2 separate regions of the Homo sapiens genome follow, and region 1 is linked to region 2. Evidence: read pairs that join two places in POLR2A ChIA-PET (ENCODE). Cell type or tissue: Panc1. All regions are shown on one strand. Each heading gives the region's core, and the rest is flanking DNA. Links, peaks and the distances in the headings are about the cores only.

What was found. Peaks named below come from ENCODE experiments on the same cell type or tissue, not always from the same donor. Only the 100,000 strongest peaks of a DNase experiment are listed, where the experiment ranks them.
Region 1: POLR2A ChIA-PET joins it to region 2 with 22 read pairs; 5 of 35 experiments call an interaction of 5 or more read pairs at or near these places.

What each region holds. Positions count from the first base shown.
Region 1 is chr3:193,712,108-193,717,470 of GRCh38, reverse strand. No RefSeq gene overlaps it. Among named protein-coding and RNA genes, the nearest start is that of OPA1-AS1, 87 kb to the right of the region's middle. In Panc1, for the core only: no CTCF peak of the experiment used is centred there; no DNase peak of the experiment used is centred there.
Region 2 is chr3:194,142,499-194,147,861 of GRCh38, reverse strand. It overlaps the pseudogene RN7SL215P. Among named protein-coding and RNA genes, the nearest start is that of HES1, 9.0 kb to the right of the region's middle. In Panc1, for the core only: no CTCF peak of the experiment used is centred there; no DNase peak of the experiment used is centred there; H3K27ac peaks cover 2,251 bases.

The sequences.
Region 1 (5,363 bases), core at 945-3,444, 430 kb after region 2:
CAGTTCAAGTGCTTCCTCCTCCACCTGGATCTGCTCTTTCTGTCTTCCCATGACACTCTATGCCTTTTCAGAGCACTAGTTCTCCAGAGTTAATTCTTGCCTATGATCCTGGATTACTGTCTTTGTTAGGTACAATTCCTATCAATCTGCATGGGCCTCTTGAACTGAGGACAACACTCTAACAGGGCCCGGCCTAGGGTGAGGCCAGGAGCCAGACTGAATGCAATGGAACCTCGTGCTCCCACAGCCAGATCTTGCCAGCCCTGTCCATCCCAGCAGCACCTTGCAGGATTCATCCAAGCATGTGCAGACACCCAGCCTGCCTCAGCCCTCCGCTGCTGGCCTTCAGAGCGTCTAGTGCCTGGGGTGTTGCTGGCACTGTGTCTTGGAGGGAAGTGAAGCAAAAGCGTCGGGACAAGGGGAATTATGTTCTCAAGAGCGTCGGGCTATAGGGCATCTGGGTCCTCCTGCAGAGGCCCCCAGGCTGGGGGCAAGCTGAGAGTCCCTGCCAAGCCTCTCTTCCTCTAGTTGGTGGAGTCTCTTTGCATTCTGACAATTGTGACCCAGCTTGTGTGCTCAGGTTATAGGGTGGGGCTTGCTGGAATCCCTACCCTGGGTATTGTGGGCAGGAATTCCAGAGGTGCTGCCCCTGGTGGGACTGGGAAGCAGGCAGTAGATGGAGCCTCCCCAGAACCTTGGCATTGCCAAGCCAGCTCCCTGGCCAGGGACACAGTATTGGGCAACACACTTCCAGGTGCAAACCTCAGGTACTCGTTTGTAAAATGGAGATCATGCTAATAGAGGATGGGGTTGCCTTGACTGTGGAGTGAGGCAGATTCAGCTAGCAGCAGCCTCCTGGGTTGTTGCAGGGGTTGATGTGAATGCAGGAGAGAAGTCCATGAAATGGAAAATTCTATGGATGGAAGCAAGTGTTTTTGCTGTTTATGTGCATGTGTTTATGTCAGCCACGGTGGTGATTTTTTTTTTTTCCCTTGACGTGAGCCATAAAGTCCTTAAAAAGCCTCATAGAGCTGGGTTTGGTGAACTGGAGGGAGCCAGGCCCCAGACACTTTAAACATGGCCTCAAGAAACTCCCTTCCCCTTTTGAGGATGCAGTTTCCCCACCTGCGAGTGAGGAAGTTGAACCACTTCCTGCTCTGGCCTGCTCTCTGACAGCTGTTTAACTTTCCTTCCCTCTATGCCATACATATATGCAGAGTGGCTTTGGGAATGCTGAAAGATGTGGGATATCGTGCAGCAGAGTGTGTTTAAATCTGCCTGACATGGTTTTAAGAAAGAATGGGCCAGATTCAGGACCAGAACAAATCAGACGCCTTCCAGTGGTGTGGAGGGAATCCTGAACTCACCAGTTATGTTAGGCCATTCTTTCACTGCTATAAAGAAATACCTGAGAATGGATAATTTATAAAGAAAAGAGGTTTAATTGGCTCGTGGTTCTGTAGGCTGTACAAACATGGAGCCATCTGCTTAGCTTCTGGGGAGGCCTCAGGGAGTTTTTACTCATGGTACAAGTCAAAGCAGGAGCAGGAGCATCACATGGCAAACGCAGGAGCAAGAGAGAGTGGGAGTGGGGAGGGAGGTGCCACACACTTTTAGATGACCAGATCTCATGAGAACTCACTCATTGTCTCAAAGACAACACCATGCCATGAGGGATCTGCCCCTATGACCCAACTATCTCCCACCAGGCCCCACCTTCAGCATTGGGGATTACAATTCAATATGAGATTTGGGTGGGGACAAATATTCAAACTCTAACATTCCACCCCTGGCCTCTCCCAAATCTCATGTCCTTCTCACATTACAAAATACAATTATGCCTTCCCAATAGTTCCCCAAAGTCTTAACTCATTCCAGCATTAACTCAAAAGTTCAAAGTCCAAAGTCTCATCTAAGACAAGGCAAGTCACTTCTACCTGTGAGCCTGTAAAATAAAAAAAAACAAGTTATTTACTTCCAAGATACAATGAAGACATAGGCATTGGGTAAACATTCCCATTCCAAAAGGAAACAATTGACCAAAAAAAAAAAAAAAAAAAAAAAAAAAAAAGGGTGGGGGGAACTGCAGGCCCCTCACAAGCTTAAACCCAGCAGGGGAGTCACTAAATCTTAAAGCTCCAAAATAATCTCCTTTGACTCCATGTCCCACATCCAGGGTGCACTGGTGCAAAGGATGGGCTCCCAAGGCCTTGGGCAGCTCTGCCCCTGTAGCTTCACAGGGTGCAGCCCCTGAGGCTGCTCTCAAAGGCTGGAGTTGAGTTTCTGAAGCTTTCCCAGGCACAGGATGCAAGCTGCTGGTGGATCTATCATTCTCAGATCTGAAGGACAGTGTCCCTCTTCCCCCAGCTCCACCAGGCAGTGCCCCAGTGGCAACTCTGTGTAGGGGCCTCCAACCCCACATTTCCCCTCTGCACTGCCTTAGTAGACGTTCTCTGTGAGGGCTCTGCCCCTGCAGCAGGTTTCTACCTGGATACCTAGGCCTAGTATCCCCTGAAACTAGGCAGAAGCCACCCAGAATCCACCACTCTCGCATTCTGTGCACCTGCAGGCTTAACACCACGTGGAAGCCACCAAGGTTTAAGGCTTGCATTCTCCAAAGAGGCAGACTGAGCCGTACCTGGGCATGTTTGAGCCACAGCTGAAGCTGGAGTGGCCAGGATGTGGGAGTAGTGTCCCAAGGTTGTGCAGGGCAGCAGGTCCCTGTGCCTGGCCCAGGAAACCATTCTTTCCTCCTAAGCCTCTAGGCCTGTGATGGGAGGGGCTGCCATGAAGTTTCCTGAAATGCTTTCAAGGCCTTTTGCTCATTGTCTTGGATATTAGTACTTGACTCCCTTTTAGTTATGCAAATATCTTTAACAAGTGGTTGTTCCACAGCCTGCTTGAATTCCTTTCCTAATAAGCTTTTTCTTTCTTTGTCACATAGCCAGGCTGTACATTTTCCACTTTACACTCTGCGTTCTTTTTAAATATAAATTCAAACTTTAAGCCATTTCTTTGCTCCCACATGTGACTTAGGTTGTTAGAAGCAGCCATGTCACTTCTGAAACATTTTGCTGCTTAGAAATTTCTTCTGCCAAACACCCTAAATCATCACTGTGAAGTTCATTCAAACATCCATAGATCCCTAGGGCATGAACACAAGGCAGCCAAGTGCTTTGTTAATGCATAACAAGGATGGCCTTAGCTCCAGTTCTCATTTCCATCTGAGACCTCTTCAGCCTGGCCTTCACTGTCCATGTCACTATCAACATTTTGGTCACAACCATTTAACCAGTCTCTAAAAAGTTCCAAACTTTCCATCTTCCTGTCTTTTTCTGAGCCCTCCAAACTTCCAGCCTCTACCTGTTACCAAGTCCCAAAGTTGGTTCCACATTTTCAGGTATCTTTTAGCAATGCCCTACTCTCAGTACCAATTTTCTACGTTAGGCCATTCTTTCATTGCTGTGAAGAAATACCTGAGTCTGGATAATTTATAAAGAAAAAAGGTTTAATTGGCTTAGGGTTCCACAGGCTGTACAAGCATGACACCAGCATCTGTTTAGCTTCTGGGGAGGTCTCATAGAGCTTTTACTTATGGTGGGAAATGAAGTGGGAGCAGGCACATCACATGACCACAGCAGGATCAAGAGAGAGAAAATGTTGGGAGGAGGTGCCACACACTTTTAAATGATCAGATCTTGCAAGAACTCACTATCTCAAAGACAGCACCAAACCATGAGGGATCTGCCCCCATAACAAAAACACCTCCCATCAGGCCCCACCTCCAGCACTGAGTATTACAATCATTCAACATGAGACTTGGGTGGAGACAAATAACCAAACTATATCTCCTGTCTTGGGTTATTTCTGGATGGTGGCATGGAGGGAGGAGGCAGGGGAGGCCTGGTGGCAAGAGAGTAGTCACCTTGTGAGAACTGGCCTGAGCCAGTGGATTGAGATAGGCTAATAGACACAATCCTCTGTGGTCAGACCCATCACCCCTCCCGTGCTCAGGACTGGATAATGGAGCCAGGGACCATATGCTGGCCCTGGAAGGACCCCAAGAGACACAAAGACCAACTCCATCCTTTAACAGAGTCAGCCTTTGATGCCAGAGCTTGGAAGAGAACTGATCAAGTTAGAGGCAGAGCCAAGAGGCTGTGCCTGGTGGGCTCATAATCATGGTCTGCTGGACAAACAGGTCACATTGGCTTCAAATGCCAAGGTAAAGTTTCAAGATTCTGCGGCTTAAAACAGGCAAGACACGCCAAGCATAGGGTCTCATGTCTGTATTCTCAGCACTTTGGGAGGCTGGGGTAGGAAGATCCCTTGAGCCTAGGAATTTGAGACAGCCTGGGCAACATAGTGAGATCCTCGTCTCTACAAGAAAAAAAATTTAAAAATTAGCCAGTTGTGGTTTTATGCACCTGTAGTCCCAGCTACTTGGGAGGCTGAGGCTGGAGGATAGCTTGAGCCTCGAAGTTCAAGTTTATAGTGAGCCGTGATCATGCCACTGTGATCCAGTCTGGGTGACAGAGTGAGTCCCTGAAAAAAAAAAAAGAAGAAAGAATAAAGACAGAAAGAAAGAAAGAAAGAAAGCAAGCAAGCAAGCAAGCAAGCAAGCAAGCAAGCAAGCAAGCAAGCAAGCAAGCCAGCCTTATCTATATTAGAAGTCTGTATTGTGGGCACTTTGCTGGAGTGATTGCCTGGGAGGGAGCACAGGTGAGCTTGGAGGGTGCTGGAAATATTCAATTTCTTGTCCTGGGTGCTCAACACAAGGCTGTGGCAGTTTGTGAAAATTCATCAAGCTATAGGGATGATACATGTACACTGTACTTCAAACAAATATTTTTAAAAAAGAACTAAAATAAGAAAATCATGTGGCTTAGACACTGTTCGGCAGCCCCCTGGGGCGTAGAGGAGAGGGCGGTATGTTTCCAACACCCCCAGCTGTAACCATGGGATGGGGGAGTGTTCGAGGGCTGGCCACTGGCGCATATTGGCAGAGCAAACACACGGGCCTCCGAGCACACTGTCCCCTCTGTGTACACAGGATGTTAGGCCAGGCTCCACCGAGCTGCACTTCATGGCAACAAAGACAACAATGCTACCATCTCGTAATCGTCAATAGCATCGCCTCACTCAAGTCTTTGGTCCAATATTTGCAGAGCCAGGGGAGCCACGTCTACTTTGCAATATTGACTTAGATTCGTCACTTACCAGAAAAACCTGAGTGCCCAGGCCCGCCTGCTCATCCATCGTGGCCTTTGGGAGGTGCGTGGCCTTAGGCAGAATGTGTGGGGTCATGGAAAACCAGCCCCCTTCGTTTCATGGCTGTTGTCACTATTATCTTACCCGTGTAC
Region 2 (5,363 bases), core at 1,675-4,174:
GAGGGTCGTCAGGCAGTGTGGGCCATGAGCAAAATCCAGGCATTCTCTGTGAGATGGGAAGAGAGAGGCCGCAGGGTGGTTCTTAAGGATTGTAAAGAAATAAATGTGCTCATATGCTGAGGGGGAAAAGTCAAAAAAGTAAGGGAGGTTGGAGATTTAGGCATAGCACATGCTTTGTGGGCCACATCCTTGATGAAGAGAACGAGGATAGCATCTGGAGCACAGACCCTGAGAAAGGAGGAAGGGTTGGAGCCGGGGGGAGGCAAGCTTAAGCGGAGAAGTCAGGAGAGGACCAGGAATCGAAAGAGTGAGAGTGCTGGATGGCACCAAGGACAGATTTTATCTCAGGAAGCAGGAGCAATGGCTTGGCAAGGGTATAGGGAAGCAGAGAATGCCCAGCAGAAGCACACTCGCTACCCCATGGTACACATGCTCCCTGGCCACCCGCACTCAGCGTCATCATCCACCCGCCAGGCTCAAAAGAAAAGCAAACCGGGAAATGAGGGGTTCACAGAGGGGCTGCATGTAGAGGGGTGTTTATTTAAAATGGAACAAGTATCCAGAGAGAGCAGGGACATGCTGATGGGCTCCCCTCAGAGGAGAGCAAGTACTGAGCTGAGACCTGGACCCTGCCTAGAGGTTGTATGCCAAGCATGGAAACTGGGCTTTATAAAAATTAAGTTGAATTCAGCCCGTCTTCTGGCTAGAAACTGATGGCTATATATTAAGACAATTGATTGCTTGAAATCAAACTTCTAATTTTAGGAGTTTACACTTCTAAACCAGTACAGATGTGTAAATGTGATGACAGCTTCGGTCTTTGATACAGGAACCGTGCGAATAGTTGAGGCAAGAACAACATTTGACGTTATCCTTTTTGAACTGCTCCTGGCCTTAAACTGTCCCAAAATGTCTCTTCTTTGGATGGAATCTCCTTGTTCTGCACTCAAAATGAAACCTGAAAGAGACTACGAAACACACTCAAGCAACTCCAGAGCTCTTGAGACAATTACGTGATTGTGCTCTGCCTTCAACCTGGGCCTCCCCGGCTGCAAAACAAGGAAACAAAACCAAAAATCACACAAAAAAGTCTTTATTTTCATCATTTTTTTTGAAGGCTTCTTCTCACCTGAACGGTATGAATGGCCAATTCCACAGTTACTTAATAAAGTCATAATCATAATTATTAATAATGTAAGGCCGGGCACGGTGCCTCACATCTATAATCCCAGCAGTTTGGGAGGCTGAGGCGGGCAGATCACCTGAGGTTGAAAGTTCAAGACCAGCCTGACCAACATGGCAGAACTCCATCTCTACTAAAAATACAAAATTAGCCGGGCAGGGTGGCGCATGCCTGTAATCCCAGCTACTCAGGAGGCTGAGGCAGGAGAATTGCTTGAACCCAGGAGGTGGAGGTTACAGTGAGCTGAGATCGCGCCATTGCACGCCAGCCTGGGTAACAAGAGCGAAACTCCATCTCAAGATAATAATAATAATAATGTAGAGTCTTAGGATAAATATCTATCTGATCCTTCAAGATTCTATTTGTATGAATATAATCAAACGGTCTTAATTATGAAACAGAACATGGGAAAGAATAACTTGTGCCTCGAAAGCGTTTGTTCTTTACAAATCTGGGGTGTCAGAAGCCTCATTCAAGTTTTCTATCCCATCCCCACCCCAGATGTGTATTGGGGATTCACTAAAATGAAAAAGTGCACTTTTACACTTACCTGTGAGAATGGGGAAAGAATTAAGTGAAAAACTTACACCAGATGTTTCCTTGTATTATCCCAGGAAACAATTCTGGTGGCTGTTAATGCATCTTAAATGTCACTTATGGCAGTTGCTCTGAAACAGATTTGACACACTGCAGTTTTTTTTTTTTTAAGAGAAAGGGTCTTGCTATGTTGCCCAGGCTAGAGTGCAGTGGCTGTTCACAGGTGCCATCCCACCACTAATCAGCACAGGAGTTTTGACCTGTTCTGCTTCCAATCTGGGCCAGTTTGCCCCTCCTTAGGCAACTTGGTGGTCCCGTGCTCCCAGAAAGTCACTATATTGATGTTGAACTTAGTGTGAACATGTATTGGGCATAGCATCTCATAGCCCAGAACTCCTGGGCTCAAGTCATGCTCCCCCTCGGTCTCTTCAGTGGCTGGGACAAGTGTGTGCCACCTCACCTGGTGACACATTGCATTTGCTCTCTCCTGGTCCTGTTAAGCAATCATATTCTTGTTTTAAATTTTGATGTTTTAGGGACAAATTTTATTTTCATTTATTTATTTATTGAGATGGAGTCTCGCTGTTGCCCAGGCTGGAGTGCAGTGGCGTGATCTCACTGCAACTTCTGCCTCCCGGGTTCAAGCGATTCTCTTGCCTCGGCCTCCCGAGTAGCTGGGCTTACAAGTGCACACCACCATGCCCGGCTAATTTTTTGTATTTTTAGTACAGACGGGGTTTCACCATATTGGCCAAGCTGATCTCCACCTGCTGACCTCGAGTGATCCGCCCACCTCGGCTTCCCAAAGCCCTGGGATTCCAGGTGTGAGCCACTGCGCCTGACCAGAGACAAATTTTATAACCATAAAGCTAGGAGGAAAAGATGATGGTGCAGAAAACATGAAGTATGGGGTAGTGTTTGTCAATTGCAATAGTTTTTCTTTAGGCTGGAGTTTTTTGTAAACTAATTATACATTTCATGTCTCACATTGATGACAAAACTCATAAAGTTAGTTGAACATGAAAACTATCACATTTGTGAAAAACAAAATAAGAAACAAATAGTGTTCCTTAAATAACATGGCTATCATTAAGTTATACTTGGACTTCTAAGAAAAAAATGTATTGATCTCTGCTTGACTAAAGACAAATTAGGATTGGGAACATATCTGAACATAGAAAGAATAGCTGCAGTAAAGGCTTCTTATTAATTTAGATTGCAATTATTTACTTGGGCTGCACTCTGGCCCCTCTGATTATTTTAAGGAAGATTTATAGTACAAATAATATTGCCAGAGCCACATTTAACCTGCTTAATAAGAGAACACATTCTTTAAATGACTTTAATGCATTAGTTTTATGAAAGCTATGAATTCAGACTCACTACAAGTATTTGCAAAGTTACTACTTTTCCTAACAGATATTTAAAACTCAGATTTTCCACTAATTCAGATTGACATTCTTCTTTAGCCAGACTAGTCCAGTTAGCCTATTTAATTCAGTAAATGTACTAGTGGAAAAACTCTAGCTAGTTGGGGAAATATATATATTTTTTTTCTTTATTTTTTCCCCCATAGAGATGTCGGTCTCACTATGTTGCCCAGACTGGTCTTGAACCCCTGGTGCAAGCAATCTTCTGTCTTTGCCTCTGAAAGTGCTGGGATTACAGGTGTGAGCCACTGCACCTGGCCCAGTTGGGGAAGTATATTTCTTAAATAGAGAGAGTCCCGAGAACCAACAGATCACATTCTCTTTTCAGAAAAGAAGTGAGCAAGTGAAAAGGATTGGGGGAAATTTTTTTAGGATGAAGAGAGAAAGTGGTATTTTTAACTCTTGCTGCTCGATATCATAGCAAAGGATAAGGTCTTGGTAGCACATATGTGAGCAAATCCTGGCAGATGCAGTCTGCCTTCGATGTACTTTGCAGTAGCTATGATTCTCACTAACATGGCAGCTCTCCAGGAAACTGATACGTAGGCTATTTTCTGGTGAACTACGATGCCTGTCCTTCAGGTCTCAGTCCCCATATCTTTAACTGCAGATGAAAATACTTGTCTGTCGCCGGGCGCGGTGGCTCACGCCTGTAATCCCAGCACTTTGGGAGGCCAATGTGGGTGGATCATGAGGTCAGGAGATTGAGACCATCCTGGCTAACACGGTGAAACCCTGTCATTACTAAAAATACAAAAAAAAAAAAAAATTAGCCGGGTGCCTGTAGTCCCAGCTCCTCAGGAGGCTGAGGCAGGAGAATGGTGTGAACCCGGAAGGCAGAGCTTGCAGTGAGCCAAGATAGTGCCACTGCACTCCAGCCTGGGCGACAGAGTGAGACTCCGTCTCAAAAAAAAACAAAAAAACAAAAAACTTGTCTGTAACAATCCTGCCAGGGCCTTGGCTGTAAGGTCTGAAATACGCCTGATATACATTGCTAGAGCCACAGAGCATGTGTCAAACTGTAAAGGCACACAGAAGCACACTGAGGACAGGGAATCACAGACTGGAGTTGAAAGCACTTCAGAGGCTTCCTGGCCTAACGTTCTCATTGTGCTGGCACAGAGATCGAAGCCCAGAGACGTAAGGGGACTTGGCCAGCATCTCACAGGTAGCAGTCCAACTGGATCAGGCCTCAGATTTCCTGACTCGCAGTCCAGTTTCTTGACCACATCTAGGTAATTATGCTCATGCAGAAGATGTTAGTATTGTAAAATAATTACCCTTGAAATTAACCATTTGAGAATCACCTTTCTTAGGTGGAATTTGACTAATTATTTACTATGCCAGTAATTTCTATGAATGATCACAAGGATTAATCATATTTGGAGAACCAAAAAAGTTACCTGTTGTGACGTGCAATCTTTTTTTGTACCATCACTGTGCATGACTCTTTCCTTATGGCACTTAACACAGCAATTTGTTGTTGTTCTTGGTTTTTTTTTTTTTTTTTTTTTTTTTTTGAGATGGAGTCTCGCTCTGTCACCCAGGCTGGAGTGCAGTGGCACAATCTTGGCTCACTGCAAGCTCCGCCTCCCAGGTTCACGCCATTCTCCTGCCTTAGCCTCCCCAGCAGCTGGGACTGCAGGCGCATGCCGCCAAGCCCGGCTAATTTTTGTATTTTTAGTAGAAACGGGGTTTCACCATGTTAGCCAAGATGGTCTCGATCTCCTGACCTTGTGATCCACCCGCCTTGGCCTCCCAAAGTGCTGGGATTACAGGCGTGAGCCACCGCGCCCAGCAGTGCTGTTCTTGTGTGGAAGCTGTCTTGTCTACCAGATAGCTTTATAGTTACAGAGACCATGCCTTTCTTCTCCCTTTATTCCCATAGTGCCTGGTTCAATAATTATCAAATGAATGCATGAAATTCAGAAACTAAGGAAGAAGCAGTGGTCCTTTCACCTAGGGCCTGGTGCAATTACAAGCAGATCCTGCCATCGCTGGGCAAAGGCCGGGACTGGCTTTCTTGTCTGGTGAACGTCCCTCACTGTGGTTAAGAATCCGAAGAGCTGACAGCACTATTCTAAATGCTTTAAGTGCATGTACTCATTTCATCTTCTCAACCCTGTGAAGCACTACCCTGACGAGCCCTAAGTTACAAATGAGATACAGAGTTACAAAATTGAGGCAGGGAGTTCAGTAATTTCCCTCGGGCT